2 separate regions of the Mus musculus genome follow, and region 1 is linked to region 2. The links are chromatin loops, found by intact Hi-C in ENCODE. Cell type or tissue: left cerebral cortex. All regions are shown on one strand. Links, peaks and the distances in the headings refer to the core of each region. The heading gives the core; the rest is flanking DNA.

Region 1 (6,536 bases), core at 1,015-6,014, 62 kb after region 2:
CTCTCCTTGGGAAAAACAAACAAAGAAAAAAACAGCGGACTGTCTACACCAAAACCTTCCCTCAGGATGCCGTCCGCAGGCTTATCTTCTTCCGAGCTGAAGAAGCCTGGGTACACTGAGTTAGAGCGACACTGACGGATCACCATGGCTGTCCTCCTGCGGCCCACTGCCCACAGGCAGCCAGATTCTCCCACAGGCCTGCGGCAGCCAGGCCCATTCTCAGTGGGCATAAACTGCCATCCTGTTATAAATCCTCTCCCACAAAGCACTGGAGACTGGTCCTCTCTTCCCGTGCCAAGAAGTCTTTTTCTGACCATCTGTAATCCATTCAGAGGCAACCGGCAGGAAATGGCGGCAAGGAAAACCCCAGCGAAACGCAACTGGTGGGCCCACCTCTTCTCCAGCTCTGGGCCAGCACCGGGAAGTGGGCCTTTCTCTGGATGCAGAACATCTGTGGGAATTCTGAGAGAGGCTGGGCGTCTGTCAGGGGCTAAACAGGCTCGAGACAGATGCTCACAAAATTTGGTAAGAAAAGCCTGCTGTATTGAGCTTTTAAATTAGTTCTGGGGGAAACTCCTTTGAAAAAGAAAAAAGAAAAACAAAACAAACCCCAGACCCTAAGAGGGAAAAAGAATCATATGAAAACTAACCTCAAAATTGCTTTCTTCTGATTTCTATGGACAATGAGACCACAATTTGAAGTAATGAAAATCTTTTTTATTGTGGCTGCCCCTCCAATCTGGTACTGTCAGCTGCCTAATAGTGACGGCTTCATTTGTTTTGGCTTAGAATCTCTGTGCACTGCAGTGCTACATTAAGTAATTAAAGGTTATATGATATAAGCTTACAATTTGATATATTTAAAAAATCACAATGTATAACTTAATTATCTGGGTGTACTGCACTGCTACAAATGTGTTGGGCAGGGATTAGTAACTTTCTAGAAACAGGGAGTGTTATTTATATTTTTTAAGCTTTGGGGCCATAAGATTCTTGTCTTTTCTACCTCACTCAGCCATAGCAGCAAGAAAGCAATCCCAGACGATACCTAAATGAACAAGCAGGGCTCTACTGCAGTAACCCCTCCCCTTCTTGACACAGCCTCATATAGCTGCCCAGGCTGGCCTCAAACTTAATACGTAGCCCAGGCTAGCCTTGAACTTATGATCCTCCTCTGCCTCTGCCTCTCTGCCTCTCTGCCTCCCAAGTGCTAGAATTTCAGGTATGTGCCACCATGCCTGGTTTTTTTATTCTTTGCTGGCGACTTAACCTAGGGATCTCTGCATGCTAAGCAAGCAGCCCAACAACTACCTATATCCAAAGATGTACGATAACTTCCATGTATAAAAACAGGTTTCAGGTAAGATAGTGCCAGTGGGCTGTGTTGCTGACTACTGTCCAAGTTGTTCACACTGTACGTGTACTGTGCACTTGTTAAGAGGACAGTAACTAACCTCAGCTTGGATTCTACACTGAGAGCTTGACATGCAGGGATGAGAATTCAGAAACAAACCACTGGATGGGATAAAACTTTAAGATATTTTATTATTCATAAATTGTATACTCTGCATCATTTTATCAGTAAAATTTGTAATTAGCAATATTTTAGAATAGGTTCCTTATAATAACACTGGTAGCAGTCGGGTAATTGTAAAACTCTTTAAGTGTGTGCATGTGTGTGTGTATATATATATATATATATAAATAAGAGAGAGGGGAGGGGAGGAGAGGGGAGGGGAGGGGAGGGGAGGGGAGGGGAGGGGAGGGGAGGGGAGGGGAGGGGAGGGAAGGGGAGGGGAGGGGAGGGAGATCTGCCCCTAGGACCCCAAATAGAAAAGGCAAGATGTATATAATAATTTCTGAACCAAGGGATGTGCTTCTGTGCAGTGCCCATGCAAGCCTGCAGTGGTCCATCCCATGGATGAAGCTGTGGTTTCCCTTTGGTCCTGATGAATTTCACCATGCCTTCTTTTTCCCAACAGCAGCTTCCTGGGGAACTCACAGCTCTCCAAAGGCCTTCGTAACTCTTCCCTGGAACACGGACTCTCCACATCCTAGCCATTTCTGCTGTTTCTATCTAAAGTGTCCTCCCTTCCTCCCTCCCTTCCTTCCTTCTTTCCTTCCTACCTACCTACAAGAACTTGGCTTCTACAACATACCCTTTACTGTGTTCCACGCAGAGCCACAGCCAAGCAGCCCTGCCCTTAAAGGTCTTGCTGACCATAAACTGAAGTCTTTTCCTCTTCTTATCACTGGGAATCTTGAACCCCACTCCATCCTCTGTGCAGTGTCAGGGACCCCAGTGAGCTGCATGGTGAGTTCCTGAGGGTAGTGGCCGAGGCTTCCCCCTCGTACCCCACAAAGGACCCAGCCCCGTGTCACCCACTTCCTGGGTGCTCAGCGGTTTCCTGATGAGTCAGGGTTACAGGAAGCACCCTGGCTTCCTAACACACAGGAGTCCCATTCACCCGAGTCTGCAATTTGCCTCAGTGGCTCACCTAAGCCAGCCTAAATTCTCCAATCGGAAGGTAAGAACCAGCTTATTGCAAGTGTAATTATCTTCTTCCTTCCTCAAATTAAAGCAGAGGGTCCCCTGAGTGTGTGGGGTAATGCTTCATAATGTTTTAAAACTCGGGCTCTACTAACCCCTAGCACCATTCTTCCTGGAGCGTCCCCTGTCTCTGAACTTCCGCGATGACTGTATTTTCACAACACACACATCTTGAAATGCCAGCACACCAATCCTCAGTCTTGCCAGCTTAAGAATCGTGGTGTTCAAACCCAATGTCTGAAAGTTAGTAATTAAAGGGAAAGCCCCCACTCCAGCTTTTAAGTGGAATCTAAAAGAATGGTGCCTTCTTCACTGACGAATGCTGGCTGGAAAAAGTAGGTCAGAGGCATGGAATCTGTAAGCGGTCATCCTTCTCCCCGTGAAGAAATGATGAATCCTGGCAGCCACCACTGATGGATGCTAAGGGGGTCCTGAGAAACTCCCTGCTGTGGAACGGGGATTTCACCGAGTGCCAGAGCAGTCCCCACACAGGTGTGGTGCTCACTGCAGAAGGAAACCCATCTCTGCAATGCATAGCACGGTTTTATAAGATGAAGCTCTGAAAACTCGGATGTGTTAGCTCAAGAAAACAAGTCAGGATGTGACAGAGTAACAAACAGGTGAAATGCCATTAGGCCTGCAACTCATTTTAAAACGTTACATATATATGTATGTGATATATATGTATATGATGTATATATGTGTGTGTATAATGTATGTGTTCATATATATGTAAATTATAAATTTTATATATACATTTACAATGAAACAAGGCACAATACAGGCCACTGTTTTCGTCTACATGGTGTGTGCACAGGTGACTCTGGTGGCATACCATCTTTTTCTGTGTGAGCAACCTTAATGTTGACATTGAATGGGAAGATGCAGGCTGGGGGTTACCTCTGAATGCTAAAAGAGGAACTTCCTGGCACTACAGGATGATCCCATGGGGAAGGCATTTGTCATGCACGCCTGATGAGCTAAGTTTGACTTCTGGCACTCATGGAACGGTGGGAGGAATTAAACAGTTGAGGGCCCAATGCATTGTGAATTCGGCCTGCAGCACAGTGTCCCGGGGAACCTAGAGGCCATACAGCCTGCCATGCGAGATGCAGGGAAGAGATTTCCAGGCTAAAGCTGGTCCTGAAACAAAAGGTGGCTATGAGCACAAGGGAGGAGACTAGGGAAGCAGAGACAGAGGAGGAACAAGTATGGCTGCCCGAGACTCCTCTGAGGCGCACTCTACCTGCTGGACTAGGTGGGGCCTGAGTGCAGGACCTGGAGAACTGCAGTTTCTGGGAAGTAATGGAAAATATTCATTTATTGAACACCTGATAAATATTAATTTGGGGGAGATTAATTTTGAGGTGGTATGCAGAGAAGGGGGAGACAGAAATACTGAATACTAAGTTAGTATATCAGTCTGGGGTATGGAGAACAGGCTAGCCCAGGATGGAAACCAGGGAAGTAGAAGCCAGAACCACTCCCAAATAAGAGGCACACATGATATAAAAGCACACATACGATAAAGCACGGCCTTCCCACAGCCCTCAGGATCTCTTCTGTCTAAGGCAGGAATATTCAACCTTTTGACACTGTGTCGTGACACTGCCACCTGCAAATGTGTTGAGCTGTAGTCGTGGCTAGCCTGGGATGCGCTCGGATCCTAGGCCAAAGGTTAGACACATCTGATTGATAGACGTTCCCAGTTACTCCATTTGGAGACTGACCAGGGAGACCCTTAATCTGTTCAGACCTGATTTGTATATTCTGGGCCTGTCTCTGCCACTTAAGCCTTTTGTGTCAGCCACGGGACGTGGGAGCCTTCACCTGCACACGTGTCCTGTTTGGGTCTTGCTGGTCTTCTGCAGCGGATGGTAAGGAAGAACAGAACAGGACATGAGAGACTTCGGGGGATGGGATGGAGGACGGGGACAAGGTTAACAGGGGCTCTTGTTCATAGGTAGGGATTTCTTTACCCCAAGGTAACCAGTGACACTTTCCAGTGACTCACTTCCTTCCTCCTAGTCTGGGCGTGACACTACGAAAGGAGCCCTGACGTTTACCAGGGAAATAAAAACTAAAAAGCAATCAAACCATCAGTCAGCAGGCCAGGGTGCCTAAGATCCCACACAGAGGAGGGGACTGCAGCGATGGCAACAGTACTGAAGAAACATCACATGCTAGCCATTCTCTGGTCTCAAATGAGGTGGGGGTGGGGAGAAGCAAGGAGCAGCATCTCCGGGGCCAGTGAGAGCATCACATATACACTGTTCAAGTGGCCTTGCTAGTGAACAGCAGCTGAAATCCAGACTGACGGGAGCTGAACATGGCTACCTCACCATGTGCTCATGTGGGAGGTGCATTCTGGGTCTTTCTCGGCCACTCCAGTCCAAAAAACCTTCTTCATCACTACCCCTCAGAGCCAGCAACAGCTAGGGCATGCTGTGGCTGCAGGAGGCAAAGGACTTTCACACCCACTTAGCAGGCATATCACCATCAAAAGGACACCCTGAATGTGGCAGGTATTGAAAAGCTATCTGCACTCCGTCATCCAAAGGAGCGCACCCTTCATGAAAATACTAACAATCCCAACGCCAAGAGCAAACTGAACAGCAGCCTAGAAGATGTTCAAAGAGGGGGGTGCGGAGGGGGGGACATCATTGCTGTAGATAGATGGCCCTGGAGTTGCTTGGCAACCATCCTTGCTAACACCTTCTTCTAAAAAGGAACAGTTTGCATCAGCTCCTGTGCCTCCCTGGGGCCAGTGCCCTGACCACACAGGCCCAAAGCTGGGGCCTTGGGATGAGAAAGCCCATGGCTGATGAGAAGCCTGATGGGAAGCCGTGGGTCTTACAGATGCAAGGGGGACAGACAGCTAGTCTCTCTGCACCATTCTGCCGAAAGGACACACTCCCCTGACAGGGCTGGGCTAGATGCGGCAAACCAGGTGTCCAGATGCAACACTTAAGAAGGTCCTTGCTCTACGCCTGCAGAAGCTCACATGAGCACCTCTTAGTGTACCTTAAGTATATAGATGCCTTCCGCCTTGCCTCAGTCCCACACTGTTCCAAGAATGAGAGACATCACAACCCTAATTAAAGTAGAGATTCTGGAATCAGCCAGACTCAGTGTTCGAATCCCAGCTCCTCCATCTCTCAGCTGAACCACCTGGGTAAATAACTCAACACCTCTGAGCCTCAACACCCCCTCCCCCACTCTCTAAAATTCAGCTATGAACAGGATTTGACTCACAGGGTGATCAGGAGGACCCAATGACAACACACACATCTGGCCTGGTGTCTGGTACACATTCAGTGTCCTGACCCATTCCTGAAACAATCTTGATACAATCTGTTCCCTGGAAATGGCAGCTCAGATAAGACAAAGAAGAGGACCTGAGTATGTGGTAAAAATAATATGACCGTAACCACAGCTCACATTTCTGAGTACCTATAGGATGCCAGATAGTATCTCATTTATTTTTACAGCAACTCTGAGAGGAACTATTATTCCGTTCTGAAAATGAGGAAATTAAATCTGAAATTAACACACAGCTGGGAAATGGCTGAGTCAAAATTTAAATAATGCTGCATGAAACTCCCAAGGCTGCCATGCCAATGAACTCTCTGTGTGTAGTGAAATATACACAGCATAGCATTAACCACTGTAGCTATTTTTAAGTACACAGTTTGGTGGCTTTAAATACATTCATACTTCCACACAACCTTCACCACACCACCTCTAACCATTTTAGCCCCTAGACCTGGACCTTTGGGCCCACGGAGTCCAAACTTTACATTTCCAGCCTCAGCCACCATGATGTACCAGTCTATTCTGTCTACACAAACATTACTCCTCCAGGAACCTCACAGACATGAACACTGGCAGGATCCATCCTTTTGAGGCCAGCACATTTGGAGGCCGGGAGGGGGTTGGGGTGGGGAACAGGGAAGTGAAACCTGGGCCTTGTGCATGCTAGCAG
Region 2 (6,536 bases), core at 839-5,838:
TAATGCCTGGAAATGCTCCACTTGTCACGATTAGGGGCAAGACCACTGCTGCTCTTTACATCCAGGAGGTGGTGGCCAGGGAAACTCAACAGCCCAGAAGGCACAGAGGTCAGCCCCATTGAAGGCCAATGTCAAAGGCCACCTTAACATTGGCTATTCCACAAGCAGAACAGCAGATAAGGTCTGGAAGTCATGTCCAGTCATTGATTTAGCAAATCCTAAGACTTCATATATGTTCAGCCTAGCCCCCAAATCCAACTCAGCTCCACCTCTTACATTTTCAACTACAAGATTCACAAAGGGTTAAAAGCAAAAACTAAAAACAGTAACACGTTGTTTCCCATCACAGAACCAGGCACCCATTGCCTGCCTTCCTGTCCAGTGCATACTTGTGTACACCTCCAGAGAGCACATGCCAGCAGTCTTCTTACACATGGTCACAGCTCTCTCTCTCTCTCTCCTCTCTCTCTCTCTCTCTCTCCTCTCTCTCTCACACACACACACAGAGCTCTCTCCTCTCTCTCTCTCACACACACACAGAGCTCTCTCCTCTCTCTCTCTCTCTCTCTCTCTCACACACACACACAGAGCTCTCTCCTCTCTCTCTCTCTCTCTCTCTCTCTCACATAGCTCTCTCTTCTCTCTCTCTCTCTCTCTCTCTCTCTCTCTCTCTCTCTCTCTCTCTCTCTCGGTATAGGTTAGAGCCACCACAGCCCTGCCACAGTGACATCACCAAGGCCTCCCTCTCCCTCTGCAATGGTTACAAGTGAAAATTCGTTGGGCAGTAACTTCATTAGAGACCTCTGAGGCTTCTCACTCAATGGCAGTTTATATCATCATCATCATCATCATCATCGTGTGTGTGTGTGTGTGTGTGTGTGTGTGTGTGTGTGTGCGCGCGCGCGCGCGCACGCGCGCCCGCGCACATACTGTGTGAAGGCCAGATGTCAACCTTGGGTGTTTTTCTCAAGAGTTGTCCACCTTATTTTGTCTTATTTTTTTACACGGGGTCTCTCAATTGACATAAAGTTCTTTGAACAGGCTAGGCTGGCTGGCTAAAGGGCTGCAGAGCTCCACCTGTCTTTGTCTCCATGGCCCTGGGATTACAGCTGACATTCCTATAGACAGCTCTTTCACGTGGGTTCTGGGATCAAACCCTGGTCTTCATGCTTGAATAGCGAACACTTAACGGACTGAGGTATCTCCCCAGCCCCAGAAAAACAGTTTTTAAAGAGCAAACTTTGTTCCATCTCTGTACTATCCATGTGCAAGCACTCACCCTTCAGTCATCAAGGGCGCTACGTAAGATAAACTACTAACCCAGCTGAGGAATAAGGAAACCAACGTAGAGAAAGGCAGAGTAGGCAGAGCAACCTGCCGACCTCACACAGCTGATAAGGGTCAAAGCTGGAATATAAATCTAGAAACGCTGATATTAGAAAAGCTCCGCTCAACCTGTACCCTCTCCCACCAAGCCACAGCTGGGGCTGGACAGCCTAGACAGACAGAGCAGGCTGCTGAGAGGAATTATAATCCCAAAGCCAAGTGAATTGTTTCTGTTTCCTTCTTCCTATTATCCCAGTGCATCACCTGTGGAGATTTAAACCCCTTGGAATCACTGACCTCTGAGTCGCTGACTGAAAACACTGGACAGACCCTGAGGGTGGGTGACCCAAGCATGACACCAAACCCATACCATGCGTGGGACACTCTGGAGCAGTGGCCATCCCCATTATCTACGTCTGAGGCACCCTTGGGTCCCAGTGCTAGCAGCAGAGAAATGGAGGCTAGTCCTGGGTATTGCAGTACTCCTGTGAGACACAATGGCTCTTGTTAGGGGACCCGGAGATATACGGGTGCTTCGTGGCATTTCTACAGAACTGACACCAGGGCCTAATGAGAATGTAAACCAATATTTGCAAAGTGCAAGCCTCGAGGCTCCCAGCAGATGTAATCACACTCAGGCAGACTATTCCTGTCTCCAAGGCTAGGAAACTGCAGTGAATCACAGGCGTGAGCCACGGGCTGACCTCAGAGTGGCATCCCTGGAGACAGCAGGAGCGAAGACAGGAAGCACTTGGCTAAAGTGGTTTTCCCATTTTTCATAAGAAACTTTCAACTTCATAAAAAAAAGGGCCCCATTTTATTGACAATAAAAGCTAACCTTTATTTCCTTACTCCATGCCAGCAAAGTATACATTTCTTTTTCCTTTCCTCACAGTAGTTTTGCAGAGTAGAAGCTGGCATTCCTACTTCATAGGTGGGGAGAACCAGGCTCGAAAAGAAAGGTAGGGCAATTAACCCAAGGCTGCACACTAGCAAGTATGAGTCAGGATTTAACCTCCAAAACTCAATGAGTTCCCTTTGATGCCATTTTATTTTTTTCATATGGTGTCATAAAAGATGTGGCAGAGCATCATACTAGCATGTAGAAATGTGCAGGGTGAAGTCAGGGGGTGCTGAGCACAGGTGCTTCTGTGTTGTAGAAATGGCTGTACCCCTGGCCTGTGACTGCATGGACCCTCTCAGACTATCTCAGTTCTGCCCCCCAGGGGGGTTGTAGAGGTGCCATCGTGCACTGATTCAATGCACTGGGCTTTGGTGATTAGTACCATCTCTAGCCCTAGTCCAGTGGGACTGAAAATTCCAATCCTCTCCTTGTGTCTGGTGTTCTTTGAGTATCAGCCCTTATGCTGAAACTGGTATGACAAGCATATATCAGATGTGAGTACTGAATAAGAAATGGTTTTCATCTACCAGTTTCTGACAAGGACACACAACCACAGCCATGTGTGCATACCCAGAAACACACACACACACACACACGCAAAGACACAAGCACACTTTTTATTTTTCAATTTAGACTCAATGACCTGGGCTGGAGAGATGGCTCAGTGGTTAAGCGCACTGACTGCTCTCCCAGAGGTCCTGAGTTCAATTCCCAGCAACCATATGGTGGCTCACAACCATCTATAATGAAGTCTGGTGCCCTCTCTTGGCTTGCAGGCATAAATGCAGGCAGAACACTGTATACATAATAAATAAATCTTAATAATAATAATAAAAGACTAGATTGAATGACCTATACACCAAGATCATGACTGTCGGCTTGTATCCAAGATAGTGCTTTTCCCCTTTGTAAAGCATCTGAGGGTACCAGGCATGCAGAAGTGCAAAGGATATTCCTAGCACTGACAGACAACTGCAGGCTAGGAGGTGGCACGTGAACAAAGGTTTATGGACATCAGGATGAAGGAATTCTCCCCAACTGTCCACCCATTGTGGGCAACGAAGAAAGACACCATGAAGGGAGGAGGAGGAAGAGGAAATGGACTCCAAGTGTCACAGCCCCAAATCATGCAGACATCGAGGGAAAGCCTGAATCATTTTCGCATTATCTCCAAAGCCTGTTATTTCCACTACATGAACACATTTCAAGTGATACTAGAGAGCTCTGGTAGCGGGCTTGGGGGAGTTAGATAAGGCCTAGTGGGTGGGGCTTGAGGCCCCGCCAAGTTTTCTCCCTCAATGGCCACTTTCCATATACAGTCATAGTTTGCATGGGGCTTCCCATGGACAGGCTGTGAGGGACAATGGGCTATGTAGGCACTTCCCTCGCTCTGAGAAGCCACCTGCACTCGAAACCAGGCTCTCTTCTGTCTTGCTTTGAGACTTTGGACACAGCACCCAACCTCTTCAGCTCAGGCTTCCTCAACTCCGAAATGGGTGTAACATTCACACCCACTCCACAGGGCTGCTGAAAGGGTTGTGTTTTCAAAGATATGCAAAGCGCTTGGCACGCTGCCCAGCACTTAGCACAATGGCACCCTTATTAACTCACTGAAAACGGCAAGGCTCCTCACACAAGGTAAAGTCGGAAGAAGGAGGAAGAAGCTGTGCTGGGCTTGTTTGTTCTGGAGATCAAACTTGTCTCAGGCAGGTTGGAGAAGCGCTCAACAGCGGACTTACAACCATCCCAGGAACAGATTACAACTGAAGGCTTACTGCCCCCATCTCTGAATGCTCCACACTGAAATCCTGACATGGTATTGGAAGGTGGGACCTTTGAGAGGCAATTATATCACAAGATGTAGAGACCTCGAGGCTGGGATTTGTACCCTCATAAATGAGGCTCCAGGGAGCCCTTGCTCTCTTCCTGCCAAGTGAGAATACAGTAGTAAGAAGCTAGCTGGCAAGCACTAGAAAATGGTCCTCAGCCAGGTGGTGGTGGCACATGCCTTTAATCCCAGCACTCAGGAGGCAGAGGCAGGCGGATTTCTGAGTTCGAGGCCAGCCTGGTCTACAAAGTGAGTTCCAGGACAGCCAGGGCTATACAGAGAAATCCTGTCTCGAAAAACCAAGAAAAAAAGAAAAGAAAAGAAAAAAAGAAAACGGTCCGCACAGACATCGTCCGATGGGGGCGTCCTGCTTAAGATACTGTGGCTATGTGTGATCATGAAAATACAGGAATAATTCTGGGGAGAGCTTTAAAATCTGCTCCCCCAGAGACTCGCTGTAATTCTGACTTGCACCTCGCTTTCTCTCTGGTCCCCGAAGAACGTGGGCTTTGTGTTACTGGAACACACAGCTGGAGGACCGAGTGACACTTCTTTGCCTTGGTTTGCTGAGTTATGGTTATGTTCCTAAGGCTCTTGGTCAGCTGGTTGAGCCCAGGCTTCGAGGGATGAGGTCAGAAAACCCAGAGCTCCAAACTAATTTTCTGCCTCTGCTCATAACAGGTGGCCACCACGGCATTGGCTTTCTTCCTAGGCTGAGTTCCAAGTCCAGCACTGAAAGCCAGAGGGTTCGGAGGCTATACATCAGCTACACCAAGCCTCCTCTGATGGCGTCCCTGTCCCTGAGGAAGATTCTGCATGGTGGTGAGATCCTCTCACTCCTTTCTGGATCCTTCCATCAAAGACTGCCTTCAAGCTCAATTTCCCAGTAACAGTTCTGATGGTTTACGATTGAGTGTCAGCCTTAGCAGGGCTGAGACTTTCCCCTGTGTTCCCAGCAGCATCAGAGCACACAGCGCAGCATTACAGTCCTAGGAATGACTGGGAGATGAGCACAGGACAATCTGGAGTCCTCATGATTAATCAAACACACATAGCAATATTCCACAGCACTCCACAGAGCCACAGGCCGAGTGGGGCCTCCTTGACACTACCACACTTTCGATGGTTTACCTGTAGCCTCAGATAGTAGCATCACTGCTGGGCCTGACAAGTTCTCTTCAGAAAGGTGAGCCCTTTTTTCTCTTCGAGGCAGAAGAGAGTCACTTGCTACAGGACACTGAACAAGGTCGGCTCGTGCTGGATGCATGCTTAGTCTGTTTGTGCTCACACTGCCAGAAGTGAACATCCCAGCATGGAAGTACACACATAAGTCACCTCCTTATTTGTCATGGAAGAGACAAATACAGGGCCGAGTCCACCTGTCATCAGAACCCTCTGCTTCATAAAAGTCCTTCTCTTCCTTGGTCTAGCTCAAAACAGTGCCCGCCAAAGTTTGGATTCGCTGCCTACTTCATTAGAAGTGCAAACCACACCTACAGTTGGCACACAGCTTTTATCTATATGTAGATATCATAGACACATATTACCAAGGCTCATCTACTTTGACTACCCAAACACATTTACTTCTTTTGTTTCATGACTACTTATCACAGCATGGTTGAACCTAAAAGGGGAGGGGAAGTCAGAATACAGTGCGAGAAAGGGGAAACACGTGTCTTTTACAAACGCATACTCAACATTATAGCTGCTACTTTTGTTCAAGTGTAATGTTGACTATGCTATGGAAACAGTGGCAGAGGGGCATCCAGATCCCATTATCACAAGGGGTCATGGTGAAATGAGACTAGAAAACACTCTCCTGGACTCACAGCATGTGACAGCCGTGGGAACCATCTGGTCTAACTCCTGGTAAAGATACGGAAACAGCCACCTAGAGAGATTAAATGGCTTCTTGTCTAAGGTCAGAGAGCTGTGTAGCGGTGCCACGTGGCTTTTATCTGTCCTCATTCCCACCTGTATTGAATGGCGTACACAGTTTGCCGCTGACAATCAGGGAAGAAAAAAAATGAGCTCTTAAGCACACTTTCCAAAGGGGTGTGTGTGTGTGTGTGTGTGTGTGTGTGTGTGTGTGTTGAAAGGACAGCAGAATAGGATGTTTCACCTACATCCTGGGAGTAGCATCCAATGCCAGGCACACTGCGCCACCTGTGGCTCCAGCCCTCCCTTGTGTGTGCTCAGGGGGAGAAAATGGCAGGCTGCAAGAGGAGGGGGAGCTTCCTCACGCCACTGTTCTCCCCTCCTGGCTACCTGCTGAGGCACCAGTGTGCACAATGGTTTCCGGTTAGTCCCATCTACCAAGGCATGCTACAGACGTTCTCCTGTTTGCTCTGACAGGAAGGAGCCTGTGAGCGGGAGGACTGAGCCCCTACTGGGTCCTCTGTGTGCAGAGGCAGCAGCCCCAGGCCCATGTCCCCACAGCCTTGGACTGAAACAGACACCAGGCCACCCAGCTGGGAG

Evidence for each region. Peaks named below come from ENCODE experiments on the same cell type or tissue, not always from the same donor. Only the 100,000 strongest peaks of a DNase experiment are listed, where the experiment ranks them.
Region 1: a loop joins it to region 2, with 1.9 times the contacts of the local background. A loop is called at or near these places in 1 of 42 quality-filtered maps.

What each region holds. Positions count from the first base shown.
Region 1 is chr12:33,156,515-33,163,050 of GRCm38, reverse strand. The region is part of intron 2 of Atxn7l1 (ataxin 7-like 1); the gene reads right to left. Among named protein-coding and RNA genes, the nearest start is that of F730043M19Rik, 12 kb to the right of the region's middle. In left cerebral cortex, for the core only: no CTCF peak of the experiment used is centred there; DNase peaks (open chromatin) are centred at 2,922 and 3,538.
Region 2 is chr12:33,217,851-33,224,386 of GRCm38, reverse strand. All of the region lies in intron 3 of Atxn7l1 (ataxin 7-like 1), which reads right to left. Among named protein-coding and RNA genes, the nearest start is that of Gm38649, 37 kb to the left of the region's middle. In left cerebral cortex, for the core only: a CTCF peak has its summit at 2,982 (motif pointing left); DNase peaks (open chromatin) are centred at 1,893 and 3,761; H3K27ac peaks cover 455 bases.